Regions from separate parts of the Homo sapiens genome. Here region 1 is linked to region 2. Evidence: read pairs that join two places in POLR2A ChIA-PET (ENCODE). Cell type or tissue: MCF 10A. All regions are shown on one strand. Each heading gives the region's core, and the rest is flanking DNA. Links, peaks and the distances in the headings are about the cores only.

Region 1 (4,398 bases), core at 168-4,167, 60 kb before region 2:
AACATAGTTCCGTTTGCATATAACTGCAAAGTTACATCTTTACAGTTTGAATTATATTGTCGTGTACCTGGACTTATACATCATGACTCAGCTTACCCAGGACTGGCAATAATATGTGGTAGTCAAAAACTTTAAAGTTTTCTATCTATTATTGTATTTTCATTCCTTACTATAAGTTTCTCATAGTGGCAGAATAAGGGTTTTTTCCAACTATAAATTATATTCCTTAAATAAACTGTTCCAAATAATCACAGTGTTGCAGAGGTTAGGGGCTCATCATTGCTGGTAAAAAAAATAAACAACCTTTAGAACAGTAGTTTGGCAAGTCGAACCAAGAGTTGCAACATGTCCATATGATTTCAGCCAACAAATTCACTTCTAAGATATTATGCTAAGTTTATACATTTTTATTACAACATTATTTGTGAAATGGAAAAAAATAAAAAATAATGTATTAGTTAAATAAGATATCTATATGATGGAATATATTCAATTAATATTTAATAATATTGAGAAATGCTCATAATGTTATGGGTAAAAATAGAACAGAGCAAAACAACCTGTAATCTCTCTACCTAAATAAACATGGAAGGAAATTTACTAAATGTTAGCAGTAATTATCTCTGGGTGATGGTATTATAGATAGTTTTTATTTTCTTCTTTATGCTTTTTTTCAATTTTCAAAAATTTTGGCCAGGCACAGTGGCTCACGACTGTAATCCTAGCACTTTGGGAGGCCGAGGTGGGCAGATCATGAGGTCAGGAGATCGAGACCATTCTGGCTAACATGGTGAAGCCACGTCTCTACTAAAAATACAAAAAATTAGCTGGGCATGGTGGCATGCACCTGTAGTCCCAGCTCCTCAGGAGGCTGAAGCAGGAGAATCACTTGAACCCGGGAGGCTGAGGTTGCAGTAAGCTGAGATCGTGCCACTGCACTCCAGCCTAGGTGACAGAGTGAGACTCCGTCAAAAAACAAAAACAAAAAACAAAAAAAAAAAACTCAACAATAAACATGCATTACTTTGAAAATCAGGAAAAAAATAAATGTTACTTAACAAAGATCCTGCTTCAAAAGCAGTTTACAAATAAAAATGAAAACCAAATTGTATGTATTTATGCACTTGTTTGCAGAGGGCAACAAAAACCAGGAGGTCAACAAAAACTGCGAGCTAAAAAGTATGTGTCAAGCACTTAATGTCATCTGTCCCAAAATTGTTTTTATCCACTTGTTTGCAGAGGGCAACAAAAACCAGGAGGTCAACAAAATCTGGGAGCTAAAAAGTATGTGTCAAGCACTTTAATGTCATCTGGCCTGTATAACTACATGTCTTGAGGGTCTACCATCTGACACATGGTAGACCCTCAAGGCATAGATACCCCACCACACCAAATTCTTTGACCATGCTGATTCAGATGCCATCCTGAGTTGCCTTATCACCCAACTAGCTACAAAAAAAATTGAATGTGTTAATATTGATTTTATATATATTTATAGATATAGAGCTGGCTTGAACTGCTTTAATCTGATGTCACAAATAGTCTCTTTTCCTTATTAATCATTCAAGCATGTATCTCTTTATATCTTCTTAAGGATCCTCCTGTTCCAGGGACCTATGCAGTCCCAGAGCTTTTGCAGTTCAAAATGTGACGTTCACTGGGCTTTCACACCCAGTGACAGAACTGGCATCTGGGCCACATCTGATGCCCTGTTTGTTTGTTCCGGTCCTTGTTTAGCTGCAGAAAACTGGCCCACCAGGTGCCAAACTGGTCCAGTGCTGCTTGAGACCCATCTGCTGCTCTGGTTCCTTAGGGGAGGAGAGCAGAGCCCACTTTCTCTGAGACTGCAGTTCTTTCTTCATTTTGCAGATGCAAGCATCTCCCAAGTGTGGGCTCCAGACCTGCCTTGATCATCTCCACTCAAAGCTGCCCTCACCCCTTCCCCAGGTATCAAACCACCAGTGATGGCTGTCTTTCAGACCCATACAGTAGAAGGGGCCAAAATTTATTAACTACTTTTTGATTTTAAATTTTGCTTTACAATATCTTTTCCGGCATCAGTAGATTTCAAGTGATGCTCATTTCTGTCCTTCCACCCTCTCAGTTTGCCCAGCAGTCAAGGTTCGTTTTCGTCAGGACTATTGACATTGCTGTGAAGTTTCCTGTGGCAGGCTGCCCAGATGCTTCTGTCCAGATCCTCTGAGCACCAAGCAGTTACACAAGGCCCCTCTGTGTGGCTTATTGTCGCCTTCCACTCCCACTCACATACTGTGGATGGATAGGAGTTTTGATGCTAGGGTCAAAAATAGGCAGGTTACTTACTTAAAAGGTGGCATTTTGCAAGCAGAATGGATACTCAGAGAAGAAGATGGACAATGTGAGGACAATCAGAGGCAGGAAAAGATGTAAGGAATTTGGAACAGTCCAGGCTCCCCATGTAGCACAGTGGTCTGACAACTGGGAGTCCTCTCTGAGAAAGAAGGGAAGGCTCAGTGCTGCCGGGAGCACTCTGATTACTCCTTGCTCTGTAGGCTCTGGCAGCCCTTCAGACAACATCACTAGCTCCCCTGCTCCCGCTCCTGCAGTGTTTCATCCCTCTTTCTTCACTTACTTTCACCTCCCTCTCGGGCACCCAGTGTGTTACTGATGTCTGCATTTGTTTCCTGACAAGGAAGAACGTGATCTGATCCAAATATACCCAGAGGTATTAAGGTTGCAGTGTGCTACTTTTCCTAAGATGTTTATACCTGGAGACTATTTGCTTGTTCAACAATTAAGCACTGACTGAGGGATACACACTAAGCCTATAAGCACAAGAAAATTAAATCTCTGCCCTATTTCCTGGTCTAGAAAGCGGAATACACATGTAAACAAGCACTTGCACACATTATAAGATGTTCTTAGTCACACAAAGAAAGAGTGATGGTTCTGGTTTGGGTAGGGCAGAGGGGTGAAAGTCAGTAGGCCTTGTAAGCAAGCAACAATTGGACAGGTCTGGAAGGATGAAATTAATAGACTCAGGAAGTGCAGGCACTCCCCAGCAAGTACAGAAGCACAGAGGCAGTGAGGCAGCATAAACATGAGCAGTAACTTAGGGAAATTATTGTGAAATGAAGCATAACTGATTCCAAATGACTTGAGAATTACATGTGAAGAGGGCAGAGGCAGAAGATGAAATTGTAGAGACCAAATTGTGCAGGAGCCACCTCTGACACGCTAAGCAGTGTGGACTTTATCTTGTAGCTGTAGTTCTCAGCACCAGTGAGTGCAAGAATCAAGCTGTGAGTGTCAGACATGAGAATAGTAGATACAACTAAGAGAAGAGAGAAATGATTGAAAGGGGAACAAGGGGGCTTCTGAAGTGCTGGCAAGCAAGGCCCTCTTTCTTGTTCTGGACCATGGTTATGTGGATGTTCACTTTGTAATCATTGAACTGCACATTTATGCTTTCTGTACTTACTGTACACTATACTTCTCAATTGTGAAAAAGTATTTTTAAGAAAATCAAGCTGGATTATTTATTGAAAACAGATTCCAGGATCTCCCTGTCAGACATACTGATTAAGTAGGCCTGGGCTGGCACTTGGGAAATCTGTACTTTTTAAATGATTACCTTAGTGAAGGATCTGAAGCCAGAAGGGACCCCTAGACCACACTTGGAGAACACTGCTAGCCCTTTTGGGGAGCCATCGAAAAGATTTAAGCAAGATGCTAAGAACAGAGATTTGTCTGTCTGAATGTTCTGGATAAAGGGGGAGGAAGAAGTTGAGGGTGGCCTCCACCTTATGCCTTATTAGCACTTGCAGGTTCTGTGTCCCATTCCTTTTGTGTTTTTAAGAGATGTGACAAATAAGGTGCTAATGACTTATAAGTACTAAATATGATTTTTGAGATGTGTTTTCTTTTGGAGTTTTCTTAAATATGAAAATTTTGGACTTCAGCACTTTAGTAGCTGAATTTGAGACATGGAACAAGCCCCTGGGGTAGATATTCTGGGGTAGGGAGCAACTTTGTAGAATTTCTTAAATGAGGGCATTCTCAGCCTGTGAGTCATAGTTGTTCCACTACTGACCTACCGTCATTACGACATACGCTTAGTGATGATTGATTTGCATGGATGCAGTTAAATTCATTTTCTTATGCCCCTGTATAATCAGAGGGATATTTTTGAGACTTAAAGCCTCCAATATGGTATTCTTCCAAACTTTAATCCTTCTGAAAAAAATATAACAAGTTTTGTTGCAAAGTTTTTCCTTTGCTGCTGACAGTGATGGAAATAGAAAGAGGAAACCTTACTTGGCCTTAAGCAGAGAATGAGAAAATCCAAAAATCTGACACAAAATTTGCACAGATTTTTTTTCCTCATAATTAAAGTACTAAGGAAATGCCATAAGATGA
Region 2 (4,398 bases), core at 264-4,263:
ATTCATTGAAGTAAAATAAATAAGCGTTTGGAGAATGGTTAACAACCTTAGCTACTCCATGTCCTCAAATGTCTTTCCTTTGCACCAATATTTTAATCCTGCAACCTTCTCAATTCTAATCAGTTAGAATGAGATGGAGACCCTTCTTACAATCCTTCCCAACACTGACACTTCTCCCCACTCCTGTTATCCTGGGTAATGTCAGTCTGTGGAGGAATCAGAAAGCTATTTAAGCAAACCCGCCCATCACAATATTTTTCTACCTGTCACAGTTTGGCATTTTGCTGATAGAGCTTTATCCTGTAGTGTCTTGAAAATTTGGAGTCTTAAAGACTTCCATGGGAAAGGCCACACCTTAAATTCCTTCCCATCTGATTCTGTAGAGGAAATTAAGGCAATTTGTTGAGGTCTGTCCTAAAGAAAAGATTACAGTTTCCTCTTAGGAAAAGTCATGTTTTAAGAAGTGTGAGATCAGCAGGGAAGACGGGACCAAAACAAACTTTATCTACTTGACAGCAGAACCTGGAATTTCCAAGAAGTCCCTGACATTTACCCTAACAGACCATATTATCACCACCCTAAGGAGACTCCAGTCCAGCCCACACAGAACTCTTATATTCGCCACTAAAGAGCCAAATGATGGTTTTTAGATGGCATCACAAGGCTTCTCTCCTTTTATACTCTTAATTTTGTGATTCTGTGGATGGGGTAGTATTGATCTCATTCCCTTGATGCATTGTCTGCCCTTGCCCAGGGTACCTAGAGTTTCCTATCTGCTTTCACCTACAGCCTTGCTTCTGTGAGTGGCCTGTGGACACGCATCATCAGCCTCTCTTAGAAGTGCAGAATCTTAGGCCTCGCCCCAGGCCTACTGAATCAGAATCACTTTTTAATAGATCCCCACGTGATTCAAAGTACATTAGACTGAATGAGAACACTAAGACTCAACAAGACTGTTGAGAAGTCTTAACAGCCTTTGGAAAGCTAAGGAAGTTCTGAGGACTCCTCTACCATCTCTCAAACGGAGACCTGGGATATGTCTGAACTGGGTGGTCAACAAACATCTGAAAGTTTTTAATCACTGAAGAAAACACTTCTAGCATTCTTTCAGTACTCCACTAAGTTGGACTGGATCTCTCATAGAAATAGATAGAGGCTATTCAGGAACGACTGATAAGAGTTTCAGCCTGTTTTTATTGAATACTTTTCCCTGCTACACAACATAGCCTTCTTTCTCTATATTTAGTTTGTTTTGGGGTTACTGTGGAAGACTTGGGCCCCAAGTTATTTCTGCATTTATATGCCATACATCTTGGTTGCCCAATAAAGGTGCTAATCATGCAGTGGACATTTTGTTCCTTGGTCATTTTGTGTATTGATTATTTCATATTTATAACACTTAAATATTCAAGATAATTCTGTATTACTTAAGCACACTATAGTCCTAGAATCATAACATCTCAGAGTTTTTGCATAATTCTTCGGGCATCTTAAGTATACTGTTATTTGCTGCTGGAATTCCCCCTAAACACCCTACAACTGGTCATCTTCGCTCCACTTGAATATGTAGAATAATATGACACATATCACATTTTATGCTAACCTCTCCTAGTTTTGAACAATTCTAATTAGTAGAAGTTATTTCTCATACTAGATTAAAATCTGTCACCCATGTGTCTTTAAAATTATGTATTCATTGCAGTTATTAATTCTACACTATATTTCCTTATCTAGCTGATGTTTTCTTTCTTGTTACTAGAAAAATTGGGAACCAAGGCACAGAAGTACTATCGTAGGGTTTCAAAGGCCATCAAAAAGGACACACACACACAAACCAAGACTGGAAAGTATTTATTTCTAACTTACAGTTCTATTCACTAGACTGTCTGCCAAACAATGCTGCCCTGTGACCAACACTATGATAATATATAAGCAAACACATCAGTCCCTGGGAAAGAGCACGCATCAGGGTGTGGTAAAAATCCAGAAACTGTGTCCCTCCCTTCAGGGGTCAAATATCTGGCAAACATCCTGGGGTCAGATCAGAGGCCAGAATCCACTGTGGGGAGCTGATCCGTTCCCACAAAGGAGATTTGACTTGCTGGCAGCTGGCAATTTTCCTTTGTGAAATGGGTGTTCCTGGCACTCCATAAAAGTCCTCCCTCCCTCCGCTTTTTTTTTCCCTCCACCCCTGCACTCCACACCCTGCTGTACACACCCTCCCACTCCTATACCAATAAAACCCCTCCCTAACACACATTCTGCACACACACATGCCCCCACAACTTCCTCTGCAAACACACCCACATATCTCTCAGATACACGCCCAGGCAGTACAGGGCTTTCTGTCTCATGCCCTCAGTCTTCTCCTAGCATCTTAACACCATATATACTACCCCACACTTCCTCTTCTTTTCATTATCACCCGTACTTATTTTATTTTATTTTAATATTCCTTCACCTCATCCCGGCCCACCTGCCTTTGCTCCCTGGGCCTGGGAATGCTGGCACTGTAATCTTGTTCTGCACATTTGTAATCTGGAGCTGTCACAAGCAGGAAAGTCATCAGCCTGCATGTGCCTGCCTGTTCTTCTCCTGCAGCTAGGCTAAGAGGGAGGATGGAAGGAAGCTGGCAGGCAGTTCTATTTCTGGAAACTACAGAAACTCTTGTTTTCCCTCCTTAAATTCCCAAGGGAACCATTCCAGGCTTTGCAATAGTCACCATCATTTCTTCTTTCCTCTAATTCTGTTGCAAGTTTTCCTCTGTCCATTCTTCAGATTTACAATATGGTGTCTGTCTGTGGTAGCATCCCTCACATCCTGTCCATTATGACAAGTTACACAAGCCCAGGAGACCCCACAGAAGATATAAAGGACAATGAAAGAGAAGGATAAGATTGTTTATGTCCAACTGGAAAGTTAGGTAATTTAAATATATGTTAATCCCCTGGGATCTGTCTGTAGACAAAACATTGAAAAAATGCTGTATCAATAAAATATAGAATGTATTGGTTTATAGCATTTCCATGCTCTCCAATACCTGATAGCTTCACTAAGTTTTTTGTTTTTGTTTTTGTTTTTGTTTTTAAGATGGAGTCTCACTCTGTCACCCAGGCTGGAGTGCAGTGGTGCAATCTCGGGTCACTGCAACCTCCACTTCCCAGGCTCAAGCGATTCTCCTGCCTCAGCCTCCTGAGTAGCTGGGACTAAAGGCATGCGCCATCACACCCGGCTTTTTGTATTTTTAGTAGAGGTGGGGTTTCACTATGTTGGCCAGGCCGGTCTTGAACTCCTGACCTCAGGTGATCTGCCCGCCTCAGCCTCCCAAAGTGCTGGGATTACAGGTGTGAGCCACTGCTCCCAGCTTCACTAGGGTTTAAAAGTGATCCTCTTGGGCAAATAATTTGCCACAGTTGCCCAGCTTTCTTGTTATTCCTTGGTGAGGAGGATGATAGTTTAGCTAAATAAATATTAAGAAAAATGAGGGTCCTTTAATCATTCCATAATAAGAACATGTGAATTTTTAAGAACAGCCATTATTTACGTGAACCTAAATATTACACATAATCTATGACATTGCACTGGACATTAAGCGAAATAGATACTGTTTTTGTTCACTGAAAATGTACCATCTAAAAAAAGATACCAATGGGACCAAAAAAATGTGAATAGCCAGAAACAGATTTGATTATTTTCTTTTAATGTTAAAAAAAATTGAGTAAGTCCCCACTTTCCAAATAATAGCATCCTAACATATAAATTTTGCATTCAAAAACCTAACAATCTGGCTCCAATACACCTTTCAACTCTGTATTCCATTTTTCCCCACTAACGCTGTCATCTACACACTGGACTTACTGATTCCCGAACACAGTCTGTGCTTTTCAATGGCATCTTAAGACCAGGGGCCCTGTCTTTCCAAATTGTATCCCTCACAGTTCTCAGCCCAGTGTATTATGCATAATATTGTACCTGGTGAATAAACAGTTGCTGACAGTGAACTTCATGAGAACAAGGCAGTTATAATTAGGGTGGAGTTAGAATTTGCAAAGCTCGTTGCATACAGAAAAGGCATGTCCTCTTTGCCTATAAAGTGCCTACTTACTCCCTATATTAACACTGTTTTTCCGTTGCCATAACTGCCCAACAATGTTAATGTATTTCATGGCTCTAGGACATCCTTATTCAGCCTCACGTGTCCAGGCTTCACATATCTTTGGACTGGGTTTTACCAGAGACTAACAGGTTGCTATCACCACATGTATCCAAAACACATACGAAACAAGTCAGCACAGCACAAGTGGAGAAAAGAACCAGATCCCCCCCCGCCCCACCCCGCTCCATAAACTAGTAAATTCACCCTCAATTCAGTATGTTGCAGAAATACCATCTTCAGGG

Evidence for each region. Peaks named below come from ENCODE experiments on the same cell type or tissue, not always from the same donor. Only the 100,000 strongest peaks of a DNase experiment are listed, where the experiment ranks them.
Region 1: POLR2A ChIA-PET joins it to region 2 with 10 read pairs; 10 of 35 experiments call an interaction of 5 or more read pairs at or near these places.

Annotation. Positions count from the first base shown.
Region 1 is chr2:190,636,241-190,640,638 of GRCh38, reverse strand. NEMP2-DT (NEMP2 divergent transcript) reads right to left here. Exons shown (of 5, transcript NR_183903.1): 5 at 1,111-2,293. It also overlaps a transcript of NEMP2 not described here. Among named protein-coding and RNA genes, the nearest start is that of NAB1, 11 kb to the left of the region's middle. RefSeq lists enhancers at 3,117-3,186, 2,722-3,456. In MCF 10A, for the core only: no CTCF peak of the experiment used is centred there; DNase peaks (open chromatin) are centred at 318, 2,168, 3,048 and 4,058.
Region 2 is chr2:190,576,562-190,580,959 of GRCh38, reverse strand. The region is part of intron 4 of NEMP2-DT (NEMP2 divergent transcript); the gene reads right to left. It also overlaps a transcript of NEMP2 not described here. Among named protein-coding and RNA genes, the nearest start is that of NEMP2-DT, 44 kb to the right of the region's middle. In MCF 10A, for the core only: no CTCF peak of the experiment used is centred there; DNase peaks (open chromatin) are centred at 2,059 and 2,599.